Regions from separate parts of the Mus musculus genome. Here all the other regions are linked to region 3. A link is a loop called in an ENCODE intact Hi-C map of the cell type or tissue named here. Cell type or tissue: left cerebral cortex. All regions are shown on one strand. Links, peaks and the distances in the headings refer to the core of each region. The heading gives the core; the rest is flanking DNA.

Region 1 (10,263 bases), core at 1,168-9,167, 200 kb after region 3:
GTCACCACACCAAGCCTTTGGGCAGATTTTCACTTGCATTAATAAGAAAGACAGTTGCCATCTTTAAAAGGCATCTAAGAGACTGTTTAAATTTAAGATTGTATAAAACTCTCTTGACTTAAATAACGAAAATGATCCTTCATGAAAAAGGATGGGGTTGTGTGCAGGGTTAGAATCTGCAGGGCTGAGCTAATGGGTTTTTTGTTTCCCAAAGGTACCATGGCTGAGGAAACGGCCCCAGCTGTTCTTGAGCGGCACCAAGGGTCCTTGTACTCCCTCTTTCCTGATCACAGTGTGAAGAAATACTTTGACCAAGTGGATATCTCCAATGGTTTGGATTGGTCCCTGGACCATAAAATCTTCTACTACATTGACAGCCTGTCCTACACTGTGGATGCCTTTGACTATGACCTACAAACAGGACAGATTTGTATGAACATCTTTATTGTTTTTCATACCACTCATTTTTTTATCTCCTTCAGCCATGTGAAAATGTCATTATTTGTCAAATAGAGGACTTCCCAATATAATGATGATGGCACAGACTTCACTAAGCTGCCAGTGACTGTGATTCTCAATACGTCTCCAGTCTGGTAATTGAGATTAACACTGTAGCTGCACTAGACAGTGCAGATAGGCCTTGAATTTTCCTTTCTATCACTAAAAAGGGCCTCCCTAGAGAATGGATCCTGCCCTATCAGACAGTGCCAAAAGGCACAAACTATACAAGAGAATGTGATAAAAGAGGGGAAGACTGAAACTTTTAGTTTCTGAGTCTTATTTGATCTTTAGTTAACCATAGGCAAGTATTCACAGGCAAATGAACAACCTTTGAAATGGAAAAATAACAGAAAAGTGCTTCCAGGTTGGTTCAGTTCCATCAATGTTCTGTAAAATGAGCCATCTCTGGAAACTTCGAGGAAAGAAATTATTTAGAAGAATTTAGAAGGGAGACCTTGAAACTGTTTGATGAAAAGTGCCAGACAGGAAGAGCAAAACCAATCATAAAAATGACTTGAAAAAAAAATCACAAGACTTTATGTAGATTTAATCAAGGGCAAACTATTCCAGTACAGATGCTTTGCTTTGAAGTATGTAGTGCTCTTTTTTTTATGACTATTCTTACCCAATTTCCTTGCACATGGCTTTAACATTTTTCCATTATACTTCAATCTGATTGCTGGAATGACCTGAATTTTGTAGCTGGCTGCTCTTCTGCACTGTTTATTGAGGTGCTGGGGATCAAACTCATTTCTTAGTGTGTGCACTGAGATGCAATTCCAGTGCTCCCCTCCCTTTGCATGGTCATTGTTTAGATGCTGTGGATCTTCTTTAAGCATCCTGTGGGTTTTAGAATGCCCTTCCTTTAAGAAGCAAGTTCTTTAAATACTTCTTTCTTGATTTTTGTAAAAAATTAAGAAAAAGAATATGTATCTCCCAAGGTTTTGTGCATGCATTGTTCATATAGTACCATTTAGCTGCCTTATAGATCTTACATTTGGTCAAAGTAGGAGTTTGGGAAACTAATATAGTAATCTAATCACAGGCTGAAGTATGTCTGAAATGAGTTTGCCTAACCTTAGTTGAGGTTGGCCTCAGAGAGCTACCTATTGACTTCATGGTGGCCAATCCTTCAAGGCTGATCCTAACACTGAAGCAAAAGGATTACTTTAAGACTCTGAAGACAGGATGAGCTACACAATGAATACCACAGCCTTGGATGTAGTATGAGACTTTGTCTCTAAATAAATCAGCTTTATTTCATTTAGCGATAGAAGAGTTGTCTAGCATCCATAAGGTTCCTAATTCTATCCCCAGAACTGCGATAAAGAAGGAAGAAAAAAAGAAAAATGAGAAAAAGAGAAAAGAAAGAAGTAAAAGGGAAAGAAAACATTTAAAACTTTATAAAGACAAAAGGGAGTAAATCTATTCCAAACCATGTATTTGAAATCCTTTGTTAAGTGACCAGTATTTATAACCAGCTTGAGAGTGCACTGTTTGTCAGCATTGCGTGACCCACTGTTTGGTCCTGTTTTGATTTTGTTTTTCAACCACAGCCAACCGCAGAATTGTTTACAAGATGGAAAAAGATGAACAAATCCCAGATGGAATGTGCATTGATGCTGAGGGAAAGCTATGGGTGGCCTGTTACAATGGAGGAAGAGTAATTCGCCTGGATCCTGAGACAGGTAGGCTGGAGGCAAAATAGAAGATCCCACCCACTCCAGAAAACACCAGTACTAGACACCATTACTAATACAGTTAGAGCCATATTAGTGGTCTTAACTGAATGATTTAGGAAATAAAGGTAAAAGCTATAACCCAGAATTTATCGTCAAAACTTCTTTTCCTGTGGAAATAAGTTTCTCTGCCAAAACCCAATTGTCAGAAAAGGCAATTAAGTTAAATAAATACATAGATGGGAGCCAGGTAATATAGTGGCTTATAAACTTAAGTGTAAGGAAGCTAAAACTAGAGGATGGTGAATTTGATACAGCCTGGGCTACATAGTGAATACTAAGCCATGTCAAATTCAGCCTACATTAACTCTCTTCAAGGGATGAGTTCTGACATCCACAGTCTCTTAGACCATCCCTATCATCCATGAATGGTCCAAAAGCATTATGTATGTTGGAAATTTCTAGAACTAAGTTTTTAATAATTTATTTGGTGCCTTAGGGAAAAGACTGCAAACTGTGAAGTTGCCTGTTGATAAAACAACTTCATGCTGCTTTGGAGGGAAAGATTACTCTGAAATGTATGTGACCTGTGCCAGGGATGGGTTGAATGCTGAAGGCCTTTTGAGGCAGCCTGATGCTGGTAACATTTTCAAGGTGAGATGGCCTTTTTTTCTGTGTATGTGGGGGAGGGGCATTGTGGAGGGTATTCTGTTAAAAAAAAATTGAACGGTGCTTTTGCAAACATCTAAAAACTATTTCCATTTATCATGTTAAGCTAATCACACTAAACTCAATTATTTCAGTTTTTGCAAATATACACTTTATAAAGTTCAGGATGGCGCGTGTCTGGCTTACTTCCAGTATTTTAAAAATATTTTCATGTTTCAGTAGAATTTGTAAAATCATCTGATTGTTTTGATGTCCTAAAGAGATTTGTAGGTTTTAAACAATTTTTGTGACAACAAAGACTGATTTTTAAAAAGACACATTTTGAGGGCTGAGAGATGGCTCAATGGGTTGAGAGCACTGACTGCTCTTCCAGAGGTCCTGGGTTCAATTCCTAGCAACCACATGGTGGCTCACAGCCATCGGTAGTGGGATCCGATGCCCTCTCCTGGTCTGAAGACAGTGTACTCACATACATAAAATAAGTAAATCTTTTTTGGTTTTGTTTTTTTTTAAATAAGCTGGGCGTGGTGGCGCATGCCTTTAATCCCAGCACTTGGGAGGCAGAGGCAGGCGGATTTCTGAGTTTGAGGCCAGCCTGGTCTATAAAGTGAGTTCCAGGTCAGCCAGGGCTACACAGAGAAACCCTGTCTTGAAAAAACAAAAAACAAAAAACAAACAAACAAACAACCCCCCCCAAAAAAGTAGAAAAATAGAAACACTTTTCTTGGCAGATGAGAAAATGATAGGAATAAATTGTTATTTATCAATGTGCGTGCTTGCTTATTGGTCCAGCATGTATGTGAATGACTGCTTGAATCATATAATAGCTTGTCAGCTAATTCTTTTTCATGATAGAAAATAAAACTGGGGTGGGGTGGGGCTGGAGAGATGGCTCTGTGGTTAAGAGCACTGTCTGCTCTTTCGGAGTTCAATTCCCAGCAAGCACATGGTGGCTCACAACCATCTCTAATGGGATCTGATGTTCTCTTCTAGTGTATTTGAAGAGAACAACAGTGTGCTCATATACGCAAAATAAATAAATACTTTTTAAAAAACAGGGTTGTTAAAGGTAGCTAGATATATTATGTAAATCACAATTTGTTTGGTGATGGTTTGTATATAGCAAGGTCTCACTATATATATATATCCCAGGTTGGCCTTGCACTCACAGCAGTCTTACTGCCTCAGCCTCCCAAGTGCTGGGATTATAAGTATGAACCACCAAGCCTGGCTTTGTAACAGTGGTTTTGAAGACTATTTATCAGTTCCACTCTTTTTCTCTCAACAGATAACAGGTCTCGGAGTCAAAGGAATTGCCCCATATTCCTATGCAGGGTGAACTGCAGCTCTTCCTTGCTGTCAGAAGAAAAAGCTTTGAAGATAACTGAAGAATTAAGGGACTGGAATCAATGAACTTTCAATTTAGTTTTTTTTAATGAGGTGGTGATATTATAGCATGGTTAAGCTTTAATTTACATCTTTGATTGGGCTCTGGTTGAATAAACCTAGGGCATAGCATATTAATGAAGAGTGTCATCCCTGGATTCCTTTATTTACAATTTTTTAAAGGTCGAAGATTTTCCCCAGAGAATGACAAGTGGTTTTGACAACACACTCTAGGCCTTCTATTAAAAGCAATTCTGTAGAAATGCAACAGGGAGTTCAACTATCAATCAGCCTGATGATGGCAAATTGCTCTGGGGGTTGAAATGGGACTGTGACCATTCTTTTTCTGTGTTCCATATTTGCTGCGCATAAGGCTTCCAAAACAAATCAATGCATAGAAACTTAATGATAATTTATAATGATTATGTGACTTTTCATGTGTGTTATTTTACAAACTAAAATACTGGCAGAAGATGTTATTCAAACCCTGGGGCACAATCTGTGGTTCTAATTGCCACCTAGTGGCTATACAAATAAATGCATCACATTGCAAAGAATTCTTTCCATTGTTTACTTTTACACATTCTCTCTCTCTCTCTTTCTCTCTCCCTCTCTCTCTCTCTCTCCTCTCTCTCTCTCTCTCTCTCTCTCTCTCTCTCTCTCTCTCTCTCTCTCTCTCTCTCCCTCCCTTCCTCTTTCCCTCCCTCTCCCTTCCCCCTCTGTATTTACGTGTGTAAATTGATCAGAGAGCAACTTACTTATGGGACTCATGGGTTGACGGGATTGAACTCAAGTTGCGCCTTTATTGGCTAAGCCATTTTACTTGCTGCTGCTGCTGCTTTCTCTTCCGCCCTCTCTTCCTTCTCTTCCTTTTTTGAGATGAGGTTTCTCTCATGTAGCTCAGGTTGGTTTTGAGCTTGCTATGTAGGTGAACTGACCTTGAACTCCTGAGTCTCCTGCCTCCATTTCCCAAGTGCTAAGATTACAAATGTGTGCTACCATGCCTATCTTGGAAAGAATTTTTAAAGCAATATTGTTGGCACTATAATTAGCCTGATCATATTTAAAGTATACAAAGTTGTCATATATTCATATGTGTGTCATATATATTCATATCAACTACATAGACAAAATGAATCTGCACTATCCACAAATATTTATGGTGCCCACCTATCATTCTTTTCTTCTGCCCTTCAGCAGGCTTGTGCCCCATCCCCAGAATATAACTGATCTGCTTTCTCTCCCTTTCAATTTCAATTGACCTTAAAATTGGGTAGTGCCAGGCTGGAGATATAGCTCTGAACTACACTCTTCAGCCCATTTTAATATTTCTTCTCAGAATTTTCAAGATTGCCTTTTCAATATTTTTTGTAATAGCTGTTGTATAATTATATATCAGATCATTCCAAAACCTGCATGATCTTACTCTTGACATCTATTGGTAATCTTTTCCCCACTTAAGTTAGGCAATTCATTGTTTAATATAGTGAGTAATTTTTGGATTGTTTCCTGGGCATTTTGAATATTGCATGTGAGACTGGATCTTGTTAAAATCTTATGAGGAATGTTGATGTCTGTTTCTATAGAGAACCTATAGAGTCAGGTTGAAGCCACAAGTTCTTGCAGTCGTGGTTTCACTGTCAGTTGCAGTTTTCATAAGCTTTGCTCAGGTGTCCTGTGCATGTACCACCCAGCAGTTAGGCTGGAGTTGGATGGAGGTCCAGCTTTAACTCAGTTCTCCATCTGGTATGTATGTACATACAGGTCAGGAGCTGGGTTCAAGCCCAATCTGCAAAGGCCTCCTTACTGGGACTTTTGAGGGAATATGGTACATCAGAAGCCCAGACTTGCCTTCTCTACCTATGCCTACTCTTGTCTGCATATTTTTTGGTTTCTACTTGATTCTTTCTGATCTTTATTCTTCAATGAAGGAAATTCACATAGCAACAGAGTTATCACATGCAAAGATCATATGCAAAAGTTATCATATGCAAAGAGGGCAACATAACTTCATTGTGAAAACTCAAGAGATCAGGGATTGTCTAAGAAGCATAAACGAGACATCTATCCCCGTTACAGTTACCTAGCCTAAGCCACTCATTCTGCCCAGGAGGTAGGTCAAAGCATAGTGGAATGGCAGAGGAACTCTAGGGACTGTGGTGGAGTACTCTGAAAATCCTGAACAACAGACCTCAAGGAAAAGTGGCCAGTTTAGCCCAACTTCCCTCTCTAAAACTTCAAATCTGGAAACACAGTCTAGTGAGACAGAGATTATAATCATTTCCCCAGTGATGGAAGCCTCCACCCATGCATGACAAGCATTAATATCTGCACTATCTATGCCTTTCCTGGTCAGTCGTTGTTCCAGTTTGCTTTTCTGTTGCAAGAAAACACCCTGACCAAAGGCAACTTAGGAGAGGAAAGTATTTGATTCATCTTATACTTGCAGATCACAGCCCATCATGAAGGGAAGTCGGGGCAGGAAGTTGAAGGCTGGATTGCTTGCTGTTCCATTTAGCATTACCTCTAACCAGTGAGTGAACTCACAGTCAAGGATACAGCAGAAACCGTGAAGAAGCACTGCTTGATGACTCACTCTCAGACTCATGCTTAGCTAGCTTTTCTATATAGCCCCAGGGAAGTACGGCCCACATTGGACTGGGCCCTCCTTCACCAATTAACAATCAAGGCAATCTTCCCACAGACATGCCCATGGGCCAGTTTGATCTGGGCAACCCACAATTGAGACTCCCTTCTCAAGTGAGTTTAGACTGCATCAAGTTGACAGTTAAGGCAACGAGAACAGAGTCAGAGGGTTTTCTTAGTGGTTAAGAATTCTTGCTGCTGAAGCTTGAGAGATGGCTCAGCAGCTAAGAGCACTGCTCTTCTAGAGGTCCTAAGTTCAATCCCCAGCAACCACATGGTGGCTCACAACCATTTGTAATGGGATCCAATGCCCTCTTCTGGTATGTATGAAGACAGTTACAGTATACTCATATATAAATAAAATAAGTAAAATTTTAAAAATGCCTGCTGCTCTTGCAGAGGACCCAGGTTCAATTCCCAGTATCTGCAAGGTGGCATCTGTACAAGAATCTGTAACTCCAGTCTTGGGTATCTAATACCCTCTTCTGACCTCCATTGTCAGCACACACAGTGCATATATACACATGCAGCCAAAACCCTCATATACATAAAATAGATAAACCTAAAAGGAAAAAATATTTTTCAAAAATTCAGAGAACAATCTTGAGTATTATTCCTCAGGCACCATCCACATTCTTTACTTTTGTTTTAAGACATAGTCTTTTTTTTAGATTTATTTATTTATTTATTATATGTAAGTACACTGTAGCTGTCTTTAGACACTCCGGAAGAGAGCGTTAGATCTTGTTACAGATGTTTGTGAGCCACCATGTAGTTGCTGGGATTTGAACTCTGGACCTTCAGAAGAGCAGTCGGGTGCTCTTACCCACTGAGCCATCTCACCAGCCCAGACAGAGTCTTTTTTTAGAGATTGTTCTTTTAGAGGATCTGGGTTCAATTCCTAGCACCTACATGGTAGCTTACAATCCTCTGTAACTCCAGTCACAGGGATCCAATGACCTCTTCTGGCCTCCTCAAACACCAGGTATGCACATGGTGCAAAGGCATGCAGGCAAAACACCTGTACACATAAAAATAAACAAACAAAAGTAATGATTTTGTTTTAAAAGACAGGGTCTCTTGTTGACCTAGAACTTCCCAAGTAGGCTAGGTTGACTGGGCACCTGTCTCCAACTCCTCAATGCTGGGATTATAAACACCAGCATGTGTAGCTTTTTAAAGTGAGTTCCAATCAAATTCGGATCCTTATGCTTATAAGTCTAGCACTTTACTGAGCTATCTTCCCAGCACCTCAATCAGTCTCCTAAAACTGACATCTGGTTGACAGTCAATTAAAATCTCTGGCTAACCTGCATGCCCAGACTTAAAGTGAACTCCCAAATCATACCTTGTCAAACTACAAAGATGGTGTGGTGAATTTGACTTGCCAAAAGGCAATCTTAAAAAAGTTCCAGAGCTTCTCTGCACCTTCTTGGGTAGGCATACCAAAAATGCATAGTCCTGAATACATTACACGAGTTATATCTCAGAGAACTCCCTTGACAAATGGTAGGTAACTTCTACACAAAACCCGCTCATGATAACAACAACAAATCCCAGCTCAGTGTTCCTCTCCTGTAACACAGCTACAACGGGTGCAGACATGCACATGTACCCAGATCTGTATCACCCCCTTGAGAGATAAGGGATGTGAAAAACCAACCTGAACTTGCTGCCAATAGTCTGGCTATTGCCTTTGCTGTGAATGGTAATGTCTGTTATTCCTTTTTGTTTATTTTAAAAGATATATTTTTAATTATGTGGGGGCAACATGTGCATGTGTGTGTGGGTGCCTGTGGAAACCAGAAGGCACTGGCTCGGGAGCTAGAGTTACAGGTAGTTGTGAGCCACCTGATGTGAGTGCTGGGGACCAAACTCAGGTCCTCTGCAAGAGCAACAAACGCTATTAGCCACTGAATCATTTCTCCAGCCCCTAACATCCTTTCTTCCCCATCAGAGTCTCATGCCTCCATTTGTATCAATGAAACAGGACAGCTTGTTCATAAAGTTTCAGAATCTTTTAAAGTTCTCAGTATGGACATTGACCTTCATCTGTCAGACATTGATTGAGTCCAGGGTCCTTAAACCAAACACTAACACCTGACTCTCACTCACAGTCCTGTCTTCCCTGTCCCAGATTTCAGCTCTCAAATTATGTTACCAGTTTCTGCTTCCACTGCCCCAGCCCCCACCTCACCCCCAACTGGCTCCACTGAGTCTCACTGTTTGTTTGAAAAAAAAAAAATGAGTTCTGGTCTTTGCAAACAGACCTCACCTGTCCTGGCAGAAATCAAGTTAGAAATCTCTGCCTTCAGTGGACAAATTCCAACTTGCACCACTAGTGCTAAGTTCTCCAAATCCTCCTCCAGTGACTAAAGTTGCACCTGGGATTTACAGTCTAGTTCATCAGGTAGAAGGCAGTTGGGGAATTAAAGAACCCTATAAGGTGATCCCAGGGGCCAGTGTGAACGGTATATACAATCTCCAGGAGACACTCTGTTAAACAACACAATGCATCTGGGCTCTACCCTTTTCTTTCTTTCTTTTTTTTAAAGTTTTTTAATTTATTTTTTTAATGTATATATATATATATATATATATATATATATATATATATACTGTAGCTGTTCAGACACACACCAGAAGAGGGCATTGGATCTCATTACAGGTGGTTGTGATCCACCAAGTGGTTGCTGGGAATTGAACTCAGGACCTCTGGAAGAGCATTTAGTGCTGTTAACCACTGAGCCATCTCTTTAGCCCTACCCTTTTCAACTAGTCACCTAACATTGCCCTGGTTACTCCCTGATCTGGCCTGAAAGGTTGACTGATGTGCTCAACTTGACTCTGGAAGCCACACGGATTTAGCCCTATGGGATCTATACACAGCTTCAAGAGATCTTTTGGAAAGTCTCCAACAGGTATCAGGCTCTAGTTAAAGCCATAGATCAAGTTCTTCATTCCACACATGGTAGAACATGCTTATACTCTCAGGACCAGGATGTTGAGGCAGGAAGATTGCTGGGAATCTGAGGCTAGCCTGGACTACATAATGAATACCAAACTAATTAGGGATACATGATGGATGGTCTCAAAAAAGAAAATGAAAACATTTCCTTATGTTTCGGAAGACTGATCCTTCCACTCCAGGCCCAGGGTTTTTCAGCTGTTTCTCTGCTGGTGTTTTAGGCAGAAAATGAAACCAAAGGTTCCTGTGTTGAAACCTTGTTCCTCAACTGGGAGAAGCAATCTTTGAAAGTTAGCTGATTTGATCCTAAGGACCCTGATGTAAGCAATGAATTACTTCAGTGATGGATCATCATGTGATGATGTTACTGGGATATGGTAGGAGGTAGGGCACTGGTAGAGGCAGGCCAATGTG
Region 2 (10,263 bases), core at 930-8,929, 61 kb after region 3:
CTGACTTTCTATGTAGCTCTGATTGTCCTAAACCCTCTATGTACACCTGACTCACAGAAATCTGCCTGCTTCTGCCTCCTAAGTTCTGGGCTTAAAGACATGCACCACTATACCCAGCTTTTGAATTTAAAAAATAAAAATAAACAGAGCTGAGAAGTTAGCTCTGTAGAGAAAATACCGTGTAAGCACGAGGTCGACAATTTAGATCCTCAGGACCCATGTAAAGAGCTGGGCAGGCGTGGTCCATCTGTGACCCCATCACTGGGAAGACTGAGACAGGAATTCTTCAAGGCAAGGTGTCTACTTCTACTAGCCTGCCTCAGTAATCAAAGTAGAGAACAATCAAATAAGACACTTGATATCAATCTTTGGCCTCCACACATGGACAAGTTCACTCCCCACATACACACCCACACACATGTAAAAAGGCATACATGCATGCACACCACATACACAAATGCAAAATATTGGAAAAAAAAACAACTTTCAGACAAAATGTCAGGCATGTTATATACCTTACTCATGGGCAGGCTGATTACAGGTTTGGGGTCACCCTAGGCTACGTAGTGATTGTCTCAAAAACAAAAAACCAAATAAAACCACAAACCAATAAAAAGCCTAAACAACAAAATCCCAATATTCAATCAATTAATCTACCATATTCATCAAGCTAATGAAGAAAAATCATATGCTCATATTATACTTAACAAAATTCAGCATTCATCTATAGTAAAAAAAAAAAAAATCTGGGGGTTGGGGATTTAGCTCAGTGGTAAAGTGCTTGCCTAGCAAGCACAAGGCCCTGGGTTTGGTCCTCAGCTCTGGGGTAAAAATCTAAACAAACTATGACTACCTGGGTGCTTTCTGTACTTGATAAAGAACATCTTCTAAAAACCCACTAGTACCATACTTAGTGGTGAAAGATGAAATGTTTCCTCCTAAGTTCTATGCAAACAAAGGTTGTCTTCTATTACTTTCATTCCACATAATTCAAATGCTGCGGTCAGTGCAATCAGGCAAGAAAAAGGAATAAAAAGCACATGATTAGAAAGGAGATAAAACCATCTCTACTCCCACACAACACAAGCTTCATTCTTTCTTTTACATTATATTTATTCACTTCAGGCTTGGTGGAAAGTGCCTCAACGACAGTTCTCTACATAGAATTTCCAAAGTACCTGCCAAAAGATTCATTGAACCAATAATTGAGTTCAGTATGTGACAAGATATTCAGATCAGCACACACAAGCATCAGTTATATTCCTATGTTATACTGACAGTCAACAATTAATATACTGCTGGAATTTAAACGCATTACCAGTTTTAAGCACTCCAAAGGAAATGATGTGCTTAGTTACATGCTTAACAAAACTTGCATAGGATCTATACACTGACAATTCCACAGTGCCAATAAAGAAGCCAAAGATTATCACTAAATGGACGGATGGGAATTATCAAGTTGAAGGATTAGAACAGAATGTTGGGAAGATGTCAGTTTTTCCCAAACACATATGGAAATTATTATATCTTATATATTATAGAGATATAAGGTTTGATGTAATTTCTCTTAAAATTTCATCAAAGTTTTTTTTAAAAAAAAATACAAAAGAAGTCCATTACAAAAGGTATATGAAAAGACAAATTACCAGCCAGGTGTGGTGGTGCATGCCTTTAATTCCAACACTTGCGAAACTGAGGCAGGTGAGTCTCTTGTGAGTCACAGGGCAGTCAGAGCAACATAATAAGACCCTGCTTCAATAAAAACGAAACAAAGCCAGCCATGGTGGCGCATGCCTTTAATCCCAGCACTTGGGAGGCAGAGGCAGGCAGATTTCTGAGTTTGAGCCCAGCCTGGTCTACAGAGTGAGTTCCAGGACAGCCAGGGCTACACAGAGAAACCCTGTCTCGAAAACCCAAAAAATAACCACCCCCCCCAAAAAAAACAAAAAACAAAAACAAAATAAAACCAGCAGCAGCACCACCACCATCACCACCAACAAAACCTCCACAAAACTACCAACCCACAAACAAAAAACAACAAAGGCAAATTACCTTGGATAGTCAAAACAATCTGTAAAAAGAATAAAGCAAGGGACTGATCCCACACTTACTCTATAGCTATCACAATTAAGATTAGTATTCACAGGAGAGATGTAGATAAATAGAATACAAAAGAGCCAAAATGGCCCCATACACGTGGCCAAATTGATTTTGAGATACACAAGCCATTTAATGAAGCAAAGACAGTCATTTTATTTCAGTCATCAAGTATTCATAGGCAAAAATAAGAATTTCTATCTTAGGTCCAAGTTTATAACAAAAATAATTCAAAGTAAACCACCGACTTAAAAAATAAAAACTAGGGCTGGTGAGATGGCTCAGTGGGTAAGAGCACCTGACTGCTCTTCCGAAGGTCCAGAGTTCAAATCCCAGCAACCACATGGTGGCTCACAACCATCCGTAACAAGATCTGACTCCCTCTTCTGGTGTGTCTGAAGACAGCTACAGTGTACTTACATATAATAATAAATAAATCTTTAAAAATAAATAAATAAATAAATAAATAAATAAATAAAAACTATAACACTTTTTAGAGGAAACATGAGAGAGGGCATGTGAAACCAGGTGAAGATGTTTTAGATATGACACCAAAAGCACTACACATAAATGCAAAATTGGATAAACTGGATCTCTGCAAAAATGTCTTGTCAAATAAATGAAAAGATAGCTGTGTATGGGAAATCCATTTTCTGATTATTTACATACTGAGGACTTGTTTATTATAATCTTCAAATTTAATAGTAAGAAATAATCCAATTAGAAAATGTCCAAAAAACATGAGCAGACATATCACCAAAAAGGTGCCCGTACATGTGTGTGTGTGTGTCTGTGTGTGTGTGTGTCTGTCTGTGTCTGCGTGTGACCTATGTGGACAGTTTTCAAGACTCATTTCTTTCTTTCCAAACTTAAGGGACCAAAATCAAGTCATCAGGCTTGGTTGCTAGTGCTTTTACCTACTGAGCTATCTCCATGGCCTAGGAGGCAAAGTTTGTTGTAAACAGCCCAAATATCCTTCAATGGACAAACTCTTAAAATGTGAATGTTAATAAAGGGTACCAGGGGGAATCTTTGAGCTGTTGTGTTGGTCATAGGAAACTCACAGGTGATACAATTGTGTAGAACTTATATATTCAGACTCAGAAATGGATGCTTGTGAAGTTGATGAAATTTGAATGAGCTTTTCAGATTGGACAAGTGCCACTATCTTGGTTTTGATATAGTTATATAAGGTTACTATTGGGAGAAAACTTGAGAAGTACTTAGAAAGATGCATGGGACCCCTTTGAATTTTTATGACTGTGGAATTTTTATTATTTTTTTTATTGTTTTATTTTTTGGTTTTCTGAGATAGGGTTTCTCTGTGTAGCCCTGGCTGTCCTGGAACTCACTCTGTAGACCAGGCTGGCCTCGAACTCAGAAATCTGCCTGCCTCTGCCTCCCAAGTGCTGGGATTAAAGGCGTGTGCCACCACTGCCCACATGAATTTTTATTTTTAAATAATTCAACTGTAACAGTAATTGTGGACTAAATATTTTACCACTCATAGACTTACATAAAATAAAGTAGAATCATATCTACAATATGAAAAACAGACAAAATACAAGAGCTCACATTTCTGTTTAAACCTAGAAATATAAGTGAAAATAACTATATTAATTCATCATAATTGTGAATGATGCATTTTCAATTCTAGCAAGGTAAATTAAAAAAAGTTGTTTTCAAGCATCTGTATTTCAAAGGTCCAGGAACCAGTAGTAAATTATGTACACTTGTTTTATATATTACTACTATACATCATGTCTCCCTTATTTATTTGACGCTATTGTCTTCCATAATTGTGACAATGGCTAAGCAAAACAAAAAGTTGCAGGGCAGATGACCAGGGAGCTGGAACGCAGGGGCATAGAATAGACCAAAGCAGGCATTCATGGTGAACTTTTTCTTGTTTGTTTGTGTTTCTCTGTATAACCCTGGCTGTAGTGGAACTCGCTCTGTACACCAGTTTTACATTCTCTATCCAACCCTCTCTGTCTGTCTCAGCCCTAGTTTAAAGTTTTTTTTCCAAATAATTCTGATAGGCCTACCTAAACTATCCAAGACGGCGACCCCTACTTTTAAGTCAACCGATCTTTAATTATAGTACCAAAATATCTCCCCAGGAACACCTGGACGAGGGTTTGAATAACTGGGAGCTGTAGGCTAAGTCGACATCAGAAAAAAAGAAAAAGAAATCAAGAAGTCCCACCCCATCATAAAGCATTTTTGCTCACAACTGGATTAATGTGTTGTCAATTGCCTCCTGGCTTTTATTATTTATCCATGCTTCAAGTCTAAACGTCAGAAATAATGGTCGTCTTAGAGTTTAGGGACGAATTGCACTCGTAGAACTTTACAATCGAGTCAGGAGGGTGGGAAAGCTCAGGCTGGACTTTGCCGGAGCAGGAGCCAGTGCACCTCGCTGGCCCAAGCGCCTAGCAGGGCTGGGACGCCTCAGGGCAGCAGCGCGCGCAGCAGGAGGGGAGGAGAACCCACCTGAAGCGCCGCGCCGCGCGTGCGGGAGCTTGAGGTGGGTGGAGCCTCGAAGCCGGTGGCGCTCGTGACGGCGCCCAGCCCGCCAGAAGATCGCGCGGCGAGCAGACGGCGGGGAGTCAGCCGGGTAGGGCGAGCGCAGCCGGCGGGGGTGGGGGGAGGTGGGGGGGGGTGGGGCGGGGAGTTGCAGTGATGAGGAAGGAAAGGGAAGAGGCGGAGCGTGGGAGCGCACAGTGTCAGGAATACAATAGTGCTCCGCGCCGCCTCGGCTGCCGCCGCCGCCCAGCAGCCTGTCCAGAGCTGAGGCCTGAAGGGCCAGGCGGCCAGGGCCGGGGGCGGGAGCAGAGCGCTAGGGGGCGGCCCCCTCGGCTCCTCGGAAGGCCCGGCCAGGAGGGCGGGGTGAGATTAGGGGGCAGGTGCGAGGGAGGGAAGAGAAGAAAGCAGGCGGCTAGGGGGCGGTTACCACCCTAGCCAGACTCGCCCGGCACGTTGAGGGGGCCCTCAGTGTGCGGCGAGGAAGGAGCGGAGCGAGACGCTGCGCCGGAGGTAGGCGCTCTCGAGGGTGGCCTCGGCACCAGCGAGGTTGTGGGCGTAGTGCGGGTTTAGTGGCGGGAGTGGCGGCCTCGAGGAGTGGGACGCGAGCGGCGTGGAGCTTGGGGTCCCGGCCTTGCCACCCTCGGGGTCGCTCCAGCTCCACGTAGCGGTTGCCCCGGGGTCCCCCCGAGAGCCCCGGAACACAGAGCGTGTGTGGGCTGAGGTAAAGTGCCCAGTCGCCCCGCTGCTGGTGGCGCGCTGTGCCCGGTGGCCCGGGCGGGGGGTTGGGGGGGGGCGCGCGGACACGGACACACGAGCTGGGCTACAGCCTCCCGGACACCTCCGGAGGCGTTGAGCGCCATAACTGTGGCGGCCGTTCCCTTCGGAGTCCCCTCCGGGTGCCCCTTTCCGTGCTTGTCCTGTGCTATCAGGGACTCTTGGGGCCAGACCTCGGGGCTAGAGGGCATGCTCTTTCTGCTGCCTGTGGCTGCCGGGTCCGAGCAGCGAGAGGGCGCACCCTGGCTGTTTGAGCCTTGCGGAGCGGGAAGATACTGAGGGTCCGGAGAGGGCAAGACGGGCAGTGTGGGGAGCAACCAGGCACTCTGAGAGCTGAAATGCCAACCTAGTGGGAGTGCGGGTGCCCTTCCGTCCTCGAACTTTCCTTTCTCCAGTCATTGTTAGGACGCAGTGAGTGTTCGAAGCCCGCAATCGCCCTGAGGTCTAGGGGTGGGAAAATCGCCAGGGATATGCCAATTAAGGGGAGATTTTTCTGCCACCGGGCATAGTTGTTAACTTTTCTCCAGCTCCTCTGAGGGAGCCACATCGATTTTATTTTATTTTATTTTTTTAATCCTCCCAGCCTTTTCCTCCTGCTTTTCGGAGCAGAGTTTTGGTGGAATTGGGCTTTAAATTACACAGGGCAAACAGCGTTCATTATTTGTAAGGAAGAAAGTGGGGTGGGAAGAAAGTGTGGGGGGGGGGGACTCTTTAGTGAGTGTCCTTAATGGTGGCATGTGAAGATACACTTAAGAGTTTATCTCTTTGCAGCCCTAGGACATACGTACCTTGTAGGGCTTTCACAAGAAACTTGTTTGACCACTCCACTGGCGTTGAGTCACAAGGAAAGATGTGCACAAGGGTCGACCAACCCCGCCTTGTGAGATGCACTTAACTGTAAGGCTGAGGATGAGAACCTCACCCTCCACCCGCCACAGTTTGATTGTATAAGAAATAAAAACCATGGTGACAGAGATTTCAGTGTCCTAGAGGAAAAGGTGACCTCATTCCCTGCGTTCAGTCAGATAAAGATAACTGCTCCTCTCAAAACTCTGAAAAGTAATGAAAAACAAAATAGGTAGAAACTGGTTGCACAACCTCGTTGCCTAGTGCACCTAACCAGAATCTTCTTTCCCAGAGTGCTTCTCTTAAATACCTTGCCTGCAGCCATTTCTCCTCAGCCTGGAGGGTGGAGAGTGGGGGTGGAGAGCAGAGCACAGCAGAGTCCACTTGAACAAAGCATTGTATTTTACTTAGTTTAATATTTCTATAACATCTGTAATGGTAGGAATATAGAGCCTAGCCTTTGTACCCTTTAAATAGTGTGGCTCTTACATATTATCTGATGATTCTGGATAAGTAAAAATAGATTTTTTTCTTTTTTTGTTTAACCTTAAGAGTGTTCTACTTCCATAACTAACATTTTCTTTTTTTATTTTAGATGAGCTCTGACTTCAAATACTTGAGTTATTAGAGGATAAACTCTCCCGTCAAGGATTACAGAAGTTGGGAGGGGGATGCTGTTCATATTCAATTGAAGAGTGCCCAATTCATATTAAGCTCTCGACATTAGTTACCATCATTGTCACCTTTCTTTCACATGTGTTCTGTACACCTCTGTTCACTAGAGAAGAGCTCTTATTCCAATACTGTTGCTTTAAAATACTTTAAAATACAATATTATTCCTCACAATTTTTTCAGTTAGCAACTAATACAGGTTACAGTGTTCTAACTCCAGGATCCACACTCTTTCTTCTTTTCTGAATCAAGCCATGGCACTGGGATATGAATCTTGGTCATGGGCAGTTCAAAAGGAAGTACCCAGGAATGACTTGGAGGCTGTTTTCAGGACACACAAGCTTTTGGAACATTTGCGAACCACTTTCTGGCCTGTAGAGGAGATTCTCAGTATCATCACACCTAATAATGCAGGGGCAGTTATCATACCCGAGTGATAAGAGTTAGTAAAAGCTAAAGTACAAGGATGTTGAAGACTTATAGATTTTGTATGGCCATCTCCTTTTTATACTGCTTATTTTATCCCTTTCTTATGTTCTACCAACCATAACAAATGTTCTCTAAGCGATACAAAGCCATCTCCTGTTTTTTTTTTTAACTTTGAAGTTTAGCTGAAACTAATCATATTTTTGAGGGTGTTGAGGGAATCAGGAACTATCAGGTGTTTATGGAAACGTGACATTAGAGAGCTCTTAGAAGCTTTGATCATGGATGCAGAGAGGAAGGCTAAAAATGAGGTTGAATATTATCATGGGACATAATGTATGTACCTCTTCATGGAGCTTAGAAAAAACAGGAGCTGAAGAAAATAGAATATGCTGATTTATATTAAGATAATTTCTTATTAGGGGATAATTTACTGTGATTTTTTTTTTTTTTTTTGAGACCGGGTTTCTCTGTATAGCCCTGGCTGTCCTGGAATTCACTTTGTAGACCAGGCTGGCCTCGAACTCAGAAATCCGCCTGCCTCTGCCTCCCGAGTGCTGGGATTAAAGACGTGTGCCACCACGCCCGGCTTAATTTACTGTGATCTTTACTTGCCTCATTTTTCTAAATGAGAGGTGGGTGTCCAGTGATACCCATCTGGCTGTATCCTAGCCATAATTTTTGGTGTTGAAAATTGAACCCAGAGCTTTGCCTATGCTAAGCAAGCATTCTACCACTGAGCTACCTACCCCTTATCCCAATACCTTTATAAAGTGGGGACGTGTAGCTGATTTACAAATTTGTATTGTTCTAGTTTACTGTAGCTAAGAAAATTAAAGCATTTTCAGGTTTGTGGGGTGGGGTTGGATGGTTAGAAGTAATGAATAAAAGGGTGCTAGCAGGTGATCATTACAGATAATTTACTATTGTTTTAAGTTTTCTGTTTTGTGACTCCCCGTGCTCCATTTTTGTCCTTTCTGTAGGTCTTTCCATAGACAACAGAAGCAAGGCTCCTATAATCAAAAGTGCCTCTTTGCTGAGTCATTGGGAAAAACTTGTCTGATCCAATCTGCTAGACTTGGAAAAGGGGAGGTAAGAACTCCAAAGTGCTGTTTTTCTGAACATGAGGACATGCGTGTTCTTGTGGGTACCTAGGAGTCCTGATTTGCCCTGAAGAAAAAGGATCTGGCAAGAAGAAGGTATAGGGGCTGGAGAGATGGCTCAGTGGGTAAGAGCATTGGTTGCTCTTCCAGAGGTTCTGAGTTCAATTCCCAGCACTCACATGGTGGCTCACAACATCTGTAGTGAGATCTGATTCCCTCTTGTATGCTTGAAGGCAGAACACTCATATATGTAATAAATAAATAAATAAATAAATAAATAAATAAAATAAATCTGAAAAAACACAATATAATTAAAAAATATATTTCTGGGGGCTGGAGAAATGGCTCAGTGGTTAAAAGCACCAACTGCTCTTCCAGAGGTCCTGAGTTCAATTCCCAGCAACCACATGGTGGCTCACAACCATCTGTAATGAAATCTGATGCCCTCTTCTGGTGTGCATGAAGATAGAGACCGTGTACTCATATACATTAAATAAAAATAAATTTAAAAATATATATATATATTTCTAAGGAGAAAAAGAAGTTATATTGGGACTTTGGCAAATAGGAGACATCTATGATATCATGAGTGCTCTTCAAGCTACAAACAATTTTTCTGCTCCAACTCAGAAGCTGTGGCTATGCCCCACTACCCAAAGAGAACATTTTCCTCTAATACCTGTTGATAAGCAAAGACACCAAAGCCAGTGTAGGTTTTTTGTTGTTGTTTTGAGACAGGTTTTTTTTCTATTTTTATTATTATTATTTTGGTTTTTCGAGACAGGGTTTCTCTGTATAGCTCTAGCTATCCTGGAACTCACTTTGTAGACCAGGCTGGCCTCAAACTCAGAAATCTGCCTGTCTCTGCCTCCCAAGTGCTGGGATTAAAGGCGTGTGCCACTGCGCCCGGCTGGTGTGTGTGTGTAGCCCAGACTGGCTTTCCAACTCATGATCCTCCTGCATCAGCCTCTTGAGCACTGGGATTGTAAAGAGTGGGCATTGCTTGGCCAGAATGTTGTTTTTGGACTAGCTAACAAGAGAATGTGATATCAGCTTGGCTGGTACACTGGACCCTCTGTTGAAATCTTCTAAGAAAATTGCTGCTATTATTCTTTTCTAGATTTTGAAACTTAATTTTGATAAAGTATTATAATTTTTAAAAATGTTGCAAGATTGGTATAAAAGCGTACTGTATTCCCTTTATCCAAGGTTACCAGTTATCAGCAGTTTGTGTTCATTTGCTCTTTCTTTCTTTTTTTTTACAAATCATTTGAGCATAAACAGTGAGAGGGTGGTATTTGTCAAGGCTATTCTGTTGTGAAGAGTATCTCAGATGCAACCACTGGTGTAGCAGAACATTGGTGGAGGGACAGGACCCCAGAGGTAAAGACCCCGTGTAGCTACCAAGCATATGTTTGTAAATCTAGTAGAATCTTTGATGTTAGGTAAAAAAGTCATGACCAAATGTAAAAGTATTTAAGACGTACCCTTTCCCTTTCACTGTTCTCATCATGTTTTCTTTCCTCTGTCAATTTTTTTTTTGAGACAGGGTTTCTCTGTGTAGCCCTGGCTGTCCTGGAACTCATTCTGTAGACCATGCTGGCCTCGAACTCAGAAATCCACCTGCCTCTGCCTCCTGAGTGCTGGGATTAAAGGCGTGTGCCTCTACGCCTGGCTTTCCTCTATCAAAATTTTTTTTTGTTCTTTCTTTTTTTCCTTTTTTTCTTTTTTTCTTTTTTTCTTTTTTGTTTTTTGGTTTTTTTGTTTTTCTTTTTCCTCTGTCAAATTTTAATACTATGAAACCCCTCAGTTCTG
Region 3 (10,263 bases), core at 947-8,946:
CTTGTCTGAGGCATCTGCCTGAGGCTAAGGTGAAGAGACTCAGATTAATTACATCGACAAAGGAAGTCTCAGAAACACTCATCATAGACTTTGTTATCTGATTAAGTCTCATGAAGAACATTTTAAACAAGCATAGCAAAGTTAAAAAGGAAAAATATTAAAATGTATGATATTAAAGGGCCACCAGGAGCTAAATCCTGTGTTCAAGGATATTAAAGTGAATTAAGGGAGTAGTGACATTGGGGCAGGATATCACCCAGCTAAAAGTTTAGGTCCAGACATGGTAGTACAAGCTTTTAATCCTTGGGTGCAAAAACAAGAAGATCTCTGAGTTGAAGGCCAGCCTAGAGAATGTTCTACATGAAGGAAAACTTAAATCCAGGCTTGGTGGACCACACAGTACTTAGGAGATAGACATGCAGATCTCTGAATTCCAAGTTCCAGGACAGTCAAGCTTAGGCAGTGAAGGAATTGGAAAACTGGTGGAAAGCTGGTGATAGTGTAATAGAACAAGACGACCATGTTCCAGCCCCAGCAAGCAGCAGAACTTGGCAGCTTTGGTCACGTGACTCTGGCTTTAGAGTCCAGAATAGAAGGGATTACTGGAACAAGTGATGCTGGTTAGCTGGAGCTAAGAAATTAGTGGTGATTAAGAAGAGACCAACATCACTGAGGTGAAATCTTTTGGGAAGTGTTTTCTGAGAGCACAAAGAAGCTGTGCTCCAAAGATAGCCAAGGTTATACCTCCTGCAGCAGCTGTACTTGGTAATGTGTAAGAGTTACCCATTTGGTACTGGTTTTGAAGGCATGAAGGCATCATGAAGAACAGCTGAAGCTTGGCACTGTGAGAGGCCATGGAAGGCCGTTGGTGAAGGTGAAGCCTCAGTTGACATCCCAGGACTGAAGGGGTCATGCAAAGGATTTGAGGCTTGGCACCATGAAGAGAGCCTTTGAGAGGCTATTGGTGAAGCCTATTTGCAGAGGAAGACCCCAGTGTATTGGAGATGACAGTACCATGGGATGACCACCAAAACAGCATCAGCAGTGGAGCGGACCAACCTGAGCTTAGAGTGCTACAGAGGGCAGAGCTGAAGAAGTGACAGCAGCCCTTTGGAGGAGCCCAGAAGATCATGTGTGGATTCCAGACATTGAAACAAGAAGCTGTAACATTGAAGTTGCCTTAGAGACCCCAAGATGTTCAAGATGCCGGAGCATTGGGCTATCTGCTGAGGAAAGCTGATAACAGGGAGTGGAACCAGCTCAGGAGAAAAAAAAATTGTTCCAGTCAACAAAGATGAAAATGGAGTTGAAGATCTGAAGACTGCTTTGATGTCAGACATGGCGATACAGAGTTTAGAGTTTGCCCAGCTGGTTTCCTGTTTTGCTTTGGGAATGTTAAGTGATTCGATGAATCTTAGAAGAGACTTTGAACTTTGGACTTTTAACATTATTGATACTACTATAGACTATGGAGACTTTGGAAGTTGGGCTAAATGTGTTTTGCATTATGCTATGTTTAGGTATGGCCCCCATAGACTCATATGTTTGAATAAGGCTATGGGGACCATGGAGTGAAATGTGATGGTTTGTATATGCTTGGCCCAGGGAGTGGCACTATTAGAGGGTGTGGCCCTGTTGGAGTAGGTGTGTCACTGTGGGTGTGGGTTTTAAGACCCTCATTCTAGCTGCCTGGAAGTGAGTCTTTCACTAGTAGCCTTCAGTTGATGATGTCGAATTCTCAACTCTACCTACACTATGCCTGCCATGCTCCCACCTTGATGATAATGAACTAAACCTCTGAACCTGTAATCCAGCCCCCAAATAAATGTTGTCCTTATAAGAGTTGCCTTGGTCATAGTGTCTGTTCACAACAGTAAAATCCTAACTAAGACAGGTGGGAAGTGTCTACCTAGGCAGAAGTAATTGAACTTATGCTTGTGTCTAGCACATACTTTTGTAGGACTTGTTCACCACCTACTTTTATAATATGGAACTCATTCCTGCCATTGCAGCAATTAGAACATATGTGCACATCTGTCTACAGACGATTAACTGGCAAAAAAAATTGTCTGATTATCTCCCTTCAGAGTCTGAGTTAATGTATAAGGGGCTCATTGTACATTCTGCACACTGGGACAGAAGAGTCAGGACTCGAGATAGAATGGCAGTTGGCAGCAATGTATATGCTGATTAGTAAGGACAGAGCTGGCTTGCCAAAAAAAGTCATGGGAATTTATGGTGGAAGGAACTAAAGAGAGACATGGAGAAGGCAGAGACAGAGACAGAGACAGAGTCAGACAGAGAGACAGATAAAGACAGAGAGACATAGGCCTGGTGACTTTTAATCCCAGCTACTTGAGAGGCAAAAACAGGGGACTCAGTTTAATGCCTGTCTGGGTTAATGGGCAACTTAGCCAGACCCTTTCTCAAAATTTAAAGTACTTTGTAAAGGCACAGGGAGGTATTCACGATTTATGTTGGTGGTATAGCACCTGCCTAGTAGGTATAACATGTGCAAGGCTTTAGTTTAATCCCTAGCACCTCTGAAGAAGAAGAAAAAAGAGCAAGAGAGCAAAACAGATCACTAATCTTTGTGTATTAGCTTTTTAATCCTGGTTGTTCTTGGGTTGGTGGGGGCTATATGGAAAGAAGAGACAGTGTCTCAAGTAGCCCAGGCCAGTCTTGAACTCCATTCTGCTTCTAACTCTCAAATGCTGAGAATATATTGCCACACCCAGCTATAATTTGTATGATTTCAATTTAATTTTGATTTAATTTGATTTGGGATTAGACTGACAGTGAGATGAGAGTTAACCAAGTGCCTTCAGTTTTATTTGAGGATCTCTAAAAACTAATTACAGGTTGATCTAGATTTTGTTTCAGATTTGAGTTTCTCAAGAGCATGTGTTTCAAAGCAATGAGTTAGGGCTGGAGAGATGGATCAGCAGTTAAGAGCACTGGCTGCTCTCCCAGAGGTCCTGAGCTCAATTCCCAGCAACCACATGGTGGTTCACAACCATCTGTAATGGGCTCTGATGCCCTTTTCTGCTGTGTCTGAAGAGAGTGACAGTGTACACACATACATAAAATAAACAAATAATTTTAAAAGGGTGTGCTCAAAGCAATGAGTTTTAGAAATTCTTTCTCTAAAATTAGTTTTATTGAGTTGTGTCTTTATGAAGAACATGATCCATGAGGGACAGAGGATCTGAATTTTTCTAGTTCTTGCTCAATTCCATTCATTGTGACCACAGATTCATCCCTGGATTTCAGCTTCTTATTCTGCACTCTGCAGTGATCAAACTTTTGCTATTCTATGAATATAAATTAGCAGCAGGGCTCTAATACAAAACTATCCTCACATAGAACTTTGATCTGACTGAAGAAAAAGGCAGTAATGCACAGCTTTTATTGTCCAAGACCTGGAGCTTAACTTTCAGGTCATTTATAATTCTTAAGCACTGTACCCTTCTTCCTGGTTGTACAAAAAGGGCAGGAAGTGAAAGGAGGAACAATCTTAATGCCCAAATTGAGTCAGAGGCTCTTTTAGAATCTACATTAAATGTGATAGGTATGGTCAAGTAAAAAGATAAACAAATTTGAAAGTGCTAGTCTGCATTTGATGTCTTATCATGATGTTTTAATACTGTATCTCAGAGAAATCAACTTATTATGAAAGCAATACATGGGCATTGTACTCAAAGTCCACCCAAATACAACAAATGTTAATGATTGTGTATATTTTTATGTTTTCACGCGAACTTTGTACCATTTGCTTTGAACAGATCAGGTTGTTTATATGATAGGGTTTATATCCTCTATTAGACTTTGCACTGCTTGAGTTCCTAAAGCTCCTTTGTGGTGAGTCAACATGCCTCTCTTACCCTCTATAGTTGGACTACTGTCTTTTGGAAGAGATTGGAAAAAGGTTATATGTGCTTCTGTCATTGGATGCATAAGCTGAGAGATTCAAAGGTACATGCCTTTTTGTAATATCCTTTTGCTCCCAGATTCACTGTTCTAGTAAGGAGACAATACTAGGTTTTTATCCTAAATACTTGTCCAATTTTGGAGAGATAAGTGGAAGCTTTTAGACATCCCTCAAAGGATTGGAGAGATGGCTCAGTGTTTAAGATCATTTGCTCCTCTTGCAGAGGATCCAGGTTCGCTCCCTAGCACTTGCTTGATGGCTTACAACTATTAGTAACCAGGAGATTTGAGCCCTCTCCTGACCTCTACAGACACCAGACATGAACAGTTCGACCAGAAGCTTGTGGGTTCCCTAGAAAGGTACTGAAAGGGAGGAGTGAAGGACACAAATTTGTTTTACAAAATCAGCAAGATTTTTTTCCCTAGCAATTTTTGTCATAAAACAAGTCCACTACTCTGTATGGCATCCCCTCCAGAGCTTAAATTTTGGAAACTTTCGAAATTTGAGCACCGGGTCAGGAAAAGGTACTCAGCCCAATCAAACAGCAGCCAGCTAGCCCAGCCTAGTTCACTAGAGGGGAGAAGCTGGGGGTGGAGTAGGACCGACCTGGGGACGGGGCCCTCGGTGAGAGCACCTGAGCTGGCCAGCCCCCCGCTGACGTAGGATTGGTGAATGAATACTTTGGCCTGAGCTCATAGGAGCAGAGCAGCTTGCGAGGCATTGATTGGCTCAGAGGCTGCTGCCCGCTTATTGGTTGCCATAGGTCGTCACGGAGACCTAGGGGGTTGGGCGGAGAAGGGTGTTGGGCCTGGCGGGAGTGCTGAGGGTTCCTGGCGGCGGGGCTGCTCCCCTGGGCGGTGTCCGGGGAGCTGTTGGCCGAGTCACCCTGGCTTCCCGCCACCCTCTGAAAGGTGTCTGAGCGAGTGGGGTCCACTACCAAGACCCTTAGGCCGCACCATGGGCTGCTGCTTCACTAAGAGGAGGAAGAGTGAAAAGGCTGAGGGAGAGGAGGAGCAGCCCAAGCTGTACAGCTGGGACCAGCGGGAGAAGGTGATGTTTTGGGGATCCCTTGCTTTGGGCCCTCCTCGGCTGCCCTTTGCAGCAGATGAAAGCGGGCAGTTTGGCGGGTGGCCCACAACTGGCTTTCACTGGCGCGCACAGGCAGCTGAAGTCGCACGACTTTGGGGGCGGGATGTGAAGGGCCCAAAGGAGGCATAGAGTTAGTGGTCAGCCTAACTAGACTCCCAGGGCCTCTCTGTAGGCTCTGCACCCCGACTCCGGATTCTAGAAAGGACTCCAGGGAGGGAAAGAGCCAGGAAGGTGCTGAATCTCCAATCAGCTCATTTCACCAGCGTTGGCCAAAGGGGTTTGGTCCAGTGGTCGAATTACACACGCAAGACTGGTTCTCATCTTTTCTGCGGTTTGTATTCCCAAGCTGTTACTCTTTTGTCTGCTCTCCTCTGAAAATCGCTTTTGGTGCCTCTTGGTGTTACTCAGTTATTAAATGGACTGTTTCATGTCTACCTTTATTCTCGTCTTCCATTTATCAGAAAAGAATAATGAAAATTGAGGCAGTCTTGGAGTGTATTGTGTAAGGTGAAAGTACCCAACACAAACCAGGAAGTAGTTTATTATTGCAGCTTTATATGAACGAAAATGCCATATATATATATATGTACACACACACATACACACACACATATATACATATGTGTGTGTGTATATATATATATATATATATATATATATATATATATATATATATATATATATATATATATATATATATATATATATATATATCTCAAAAGGTTTGAAAAAGTCTCCTAATCTTGCACAAAACACACTTACTTAGGCATACATTTCACAATGGTTCCTCTTTCTACAAAGTTCTTCTTTTCTTCTTAGTGTAGTTGCTTTGTAAAACACTTAATAGACATCAATTATTATAGTTTCTCAAACAAAATAAGAACGCTTGTTCTTTTAAATGGGTGTCATGAACAGTTAACTATTGCTTAATGCAACAACTTTGACCAGAAGTACTAAAGTCTTGTTTTGTTATAACCAGTCATCCTGCATCCTTGTTTGGTATGACAAATCATCCTGCATCATTTCAAATCCCCAGCAGAATTTAGGCATTCATATAAATGACATTTTCAAAATGTTGGCTTTTAACAAATGGAAGCTGAATTCTCAGGCTCAGCTTTTTGCCTTTGACTCTGAAACCTTTCTTAGGCCATGTGGCCTTTTGTTCCTCTTATATAGCAGTATTTTGTCATGTAGGAAAGTGTTGTATTTTCTGTCTTATATGAAGATTGTACCCATCAAAATCATTTGGTAGGAGGATTTTGAAGTATTCATTTTCAACAGCCTTGGGATTTCTAATAATGCTGTTTAAATTTTTTCTCCCCAGCGCTGGGTATTGAGCCATGCTAGGCAAGCATTCTACCACTGAGTGGCATCCCTAGCTAAACAATGCTCTTTAAACTTGAACTTCCTGCTGCAGAGAGAGTTTTTGTTTGTCTTATTTTGTTTAGAAGTGTCAGGCTAAAAGTAAAAGTGTGCTTTTCTTTTCAGTAGTCTTGGTTGGCTGTGGTTCACTGTTCCATAATAATTGTCTTTCTGCTAACTTCTACTTACAAAGTTCTGATTAATTGGGGTCTTCTGGTCTTGCTATTATGTTATTTTTGCAACAGGATCTTTTTTGTTATATTTTGAGACAAGGTCTCATGTAACTCTGCATAGCCCTGAGTATCTATCTGATTCCCCTGCCTCCATCTCTTGATTGCTTGAATTGTAAGCATGCATCACCAACTTATGCTAGAGACAATGTTTTGATATGTACTTCTGGCTAGCCTGTTAAACGGTATGTAGCTTAGGCTGGCCTTGGATTTCAGGCAATCTACCTGCCTGAGCATACTGAGTACTGAGATTATGGGCTGGGCTACCACACCCTGATAGTTGGGATCTTTCATATGAATGTGTTTTGTGATCTCTTTTTCTTGTGCTCTTTATCTAAGTTAAAGTACTGAAAAATAGCTTAGTGGATACTAATATCTAAGTGTCGCCTCTCCCACCATGTGTGCTGCATTAAACTTTCTGGTGTAAATAGGAACATTAAATTTTTTTCATTTATAGTTTTAAAATGTTTTTATTCAATAAAGAGGTCAGCCTTGAAACCAGATTCATACAAACAGCAAAAACAGACTCAGTAGGTTGTATTTATGCATACTTAAACATACATAGATATGTATGTGTAATAATAATAAAGGAACCCTTTTTGAGAGCATTGCTAGGTACTATAGTTGTAGAGATGTAAGAGCTGTTATTGGAAATGTACAATAAGCCTATATATATATAAAATAGCTAGATATATAATTATATTCTATATAATACATAGTATACATAAGATGCCATAATATATTATTATTATATATATTATATAGATATAATAAAAGTTAAAACCTTTTTTGTGGTGCTGGGAATAGAACACAGAATGTTAGGCAGGCATTCTACCACTGATCTATACCCCTAGCCCTCCAATGGTACTTTTACTGACCCTGGTCTTGCTATCTCTTGAAACTTTTGTGTGTGTGTGTGTGTTTTTCATTACAAGGAATTGAGTGTAAATACACAGCTTACCGAAATAACTGAGATACATTGTATCTGTAGCAACAGAAATGGTTTGTCTCAGGTTTTCATAATATCATGGAGTCTAGGTCTGTGCTGTTTAAAGTTAGAGCAAGCAATTAGTCAACCTGTAAGAGATTTTGTTTTTTGTTTTTTTTTAATGAGTTGACTGTAATCTCCTTACCATTGGAAAAGTGGTGTTTAAAGTTTCCTTAGGTTGTATAATCAGAGTTGATGGGTACCCCATGGGTTTTGGGTTTTGTGTTGGGTAATTGGGTCAGCCTTAAGGGACTGAAGCAAGGAGAAATTGTCTCAATTAGAAAGAATGTTTGAGGACTAAGTGGTGTCATGGCAACTTACATATTACAGTCAACAGTGGAAGGAATTCATTTTCCATTGCTGCTGACTTTGAAAAAGAAAAAAAAAAAACTACCCTGAAATGAGAAATAGTTTGGATTCTAAGATCTCTGTTTAAATCATTTAGAAAGAAATGCCTTTTCTTATTATTTATATGCTGTATTTTAATAGTTAAGCAAATTATTCAATGTATATGTATTCAAACACCAAGGAAGAGCCAAACTTATTATTCTTGCCCTCCGAGATCTTCCTTGCCCTTTGGAGTGAAAACGGGAAATACTGAGGCAAAATGGGGTGAAGATGAGTGGCACACAAAGGGAGTTTTCAGTTCCACTTATTCATGCTAATATTCCTCAATAACGGAAAGAAGAATAGTTTCTCTGGCTGGGCAAAGTGGTGCAAGCCTATAGTGCTAGCAACTTTGGAGGCTTGGTGCTTCTGAGTACAGGGCCAGCCTCCTGAGTTTCAGGCTGCCCTGTGTGAGTATGGTCATTGTGAGACTGAGATCTTGACTCCTTAAAAAGAAAAAAAAAGAATTAGTTTCCCAAATGATGGCTTAGGTATGAAAATTGTGATTTGAGTATGAAGAACACACTTGTATCTGCTACATTTGTCTCATGATTATTCGAAATAGTGCTTATTAAAGCCAAAGTCTCAGATCAGAAATTCAACTGTCTGTTGTTCAACTTTGGGTAAACCAGCCAATTTGTGCATATCAAGCTTCTTAGTTATAAAGTTGGCTAGTCCTAAAGAGTTCTGCACAATTTAGCGAGGCAAAGACTTGCCCTGAAGAAGAGACATTAGATAGTAATTGTCATCTCCAGAGACACTTCAAGCACAACTTATAGGAGAATTTAATTCCAAGAATTGTTCATCAATAGAAAGGATGACTTTATGGGAAACTGATGTCTGTGTGGAACCTTCAGAGGTTAGATAGGTGACCTGCTAAAAAGAAGTATCTGTAGTAGATAGGAAGCTCGATGCTATTTTCATCATCATCTAAGTATGTGAGATAATTTAGTTGCCGTTTGACATGAACTAAACCATCCTAAAACTTAATACCTTAAAACACTGGCAAATACTGCTTTTGTTTAGGACTCTGCCCTTTGTGTACAGTTAAGCAGGGTTGACTCTATATGGTATCAACTGTGGCAACTTGAGTAGGGGTTCCAGGATCGCCTTCAGGGTGGCTTAACCCCAAAGGTGACTGTCAGGTTGATACAGGCATGCAGTTGGGAGCTCAACTAGGGCTGAAGGCCAAGCACTCTCCATGTGTATTCTGAACTTCAGGATCCAAGGACCTCTGATTTTATTGAGTCTAATTGATCTTTTCTCCCAAATAACGATTTCTAATTTTGATATTTTATTACAAATATATTTAAGTTTTTTATTTTACAGTTATGTGTGTATGTATGTGAAAATCTGGTATGAGTTTGTACACATGAGAGCAATGCCTATAGAGAGCAGAAACAGGTATCAGATCCTGTGGAGCTGGAGTCTCATACAGTTATGAGCCATCTGACATGAGTGCTGAGAACTCAGGTTCTCTGCAAGAACACTATGTGCTCTTACTGGCTGAGCCATCTCTCTAACCCTTCATTAGATATATTTTATTAGATGTCTTTAGAGAAAACATTTAATGTATACCTTAAAGCTTAAGTAAGCATATCTGCTACAAGCTACTCTTTAAAAATACTTTTTATTTTTACAAACTGGATTTCCATTAATGTGAATAGATTCCATTAGTATATCTCAGGATATCATTACTGAAGTTAACTCCAGAAATTAAATTTAATGAAAATTTGCTTGCTGCCTAGTAAAGAATTAAGATGTTCACTGCTGTTTTCTGTTAGGGAAATAATACTTAAATAGTACTGTTGATCCAACTCCTGCTAATGCAGCAAGTTTGAGGCCAGTGTGGGCTATAGGTAATACATAGAGATATAAACTATGTACATTTCATCAAGGCTCATATGTTAAAATACTTTAGACTATAACCTATCTATGCTTGTAATTTTAGACATTTTAAGAACTAGTAACGTTTACAAAATTATTCTAAGCTAGAAATTAGTTATTAAGTTTTGACTTGAAGAACTTTTAGGAATTTCTGAGAAAATATAGTAACATATATCCTATATTTCTCCCTTGAATAGTGATTGACAATCCAAGTAATTTTATACTGTAAAGCGAATTATAGAATCTTTAGCTACAGGATTAATTTATCCTCATAAGCCAGTAAAAATGGAATGTCTAGGAAAAACTAAGAAGATAGATTACACTGAATCCCGCAGTATTAGAAGCTGTTATGAGTATTAGTCAAAATTTTTTGAAGGCCTAAATCCTCC

Evidence for each region. A loop is a pair of places that touch in the nucleus more often than their neighbours do. Peaks named below come from ENCODE experiments on the same cell type or tissue, not always from the same donor. Only the 100,000 strongest peaks of a DNase experiment are listed, where the experiment ranks them.
Region 1: a loop joins it to region 3, with 3 times the contacts of the local background. A loop is called at or near these places in 8 of 42 quality-filtered maps.
Region 2: it touches region 3 in a loop (2.4-fold over the local background); 10 of 42 quality-filtered maps call a loop at or near these places.

Annotation. Positions count from the first base shown.
Region 1 is chrX:20,557,298-20,567,560 of GRCm38, forward strand. Rgn (regucalcin) reads left to right here. Exons shown (of 7, transcript NM_009060.2): 4 at 215-430; 5 at 2,058-2,189; 6 at 2,680-2,834; 7 at 4,138-4,790. The coding sequence ends at 4,188. Among named protein-coding and RNA genes, the nearest start is that of Rgn, 13 kb to the left of the region's middle. In left cerebral cortex, for the core only: a CTCF peak has its summit at 4,741 (motif pointing left); a DNase peak (open chromatin) is centred at 4,750.
Region 2 is chrX:20,420,695-20,430,957 of GRCm38, forward strand. Jade3 (jade family PHD finger 3) reads left to right here and starts at 4,994. Exons shown (of 13, transcript NM_199317.2): 1 at 4,994-5,136; 2 at 8,329-8,437. In left cerebral cortex, for the core only: a CTCF peak has its summit at 5,637; DNase peaks (open chromatin) are centred at 4,650, 4,821, 5,044, 5,633 and 1 more place; H3K4me3 peaks cover 1,889 bases; H3K27ac peaks cover 594 bases.
Region 3 is chrX:20,359,848-20,370,110 of GRCm38, forward strand. Rp2 (retinitis pigmentosa 2 homolog) reads left to right here and starts at 4,634. Exons shown (of 5, transcript NM_133669.5): 1 at 4,634-4,981. The coding sequence starts at 4,889. In left cerebral cortex, for the core only: a CTCF peak has its summit at 6,372; DNase peaks (open chromatin) are centred at 4,653, 5,103 and 6,294; H3K4me3 peaks cover 1,233 bases; H3K27ac peaks cover 461 bases.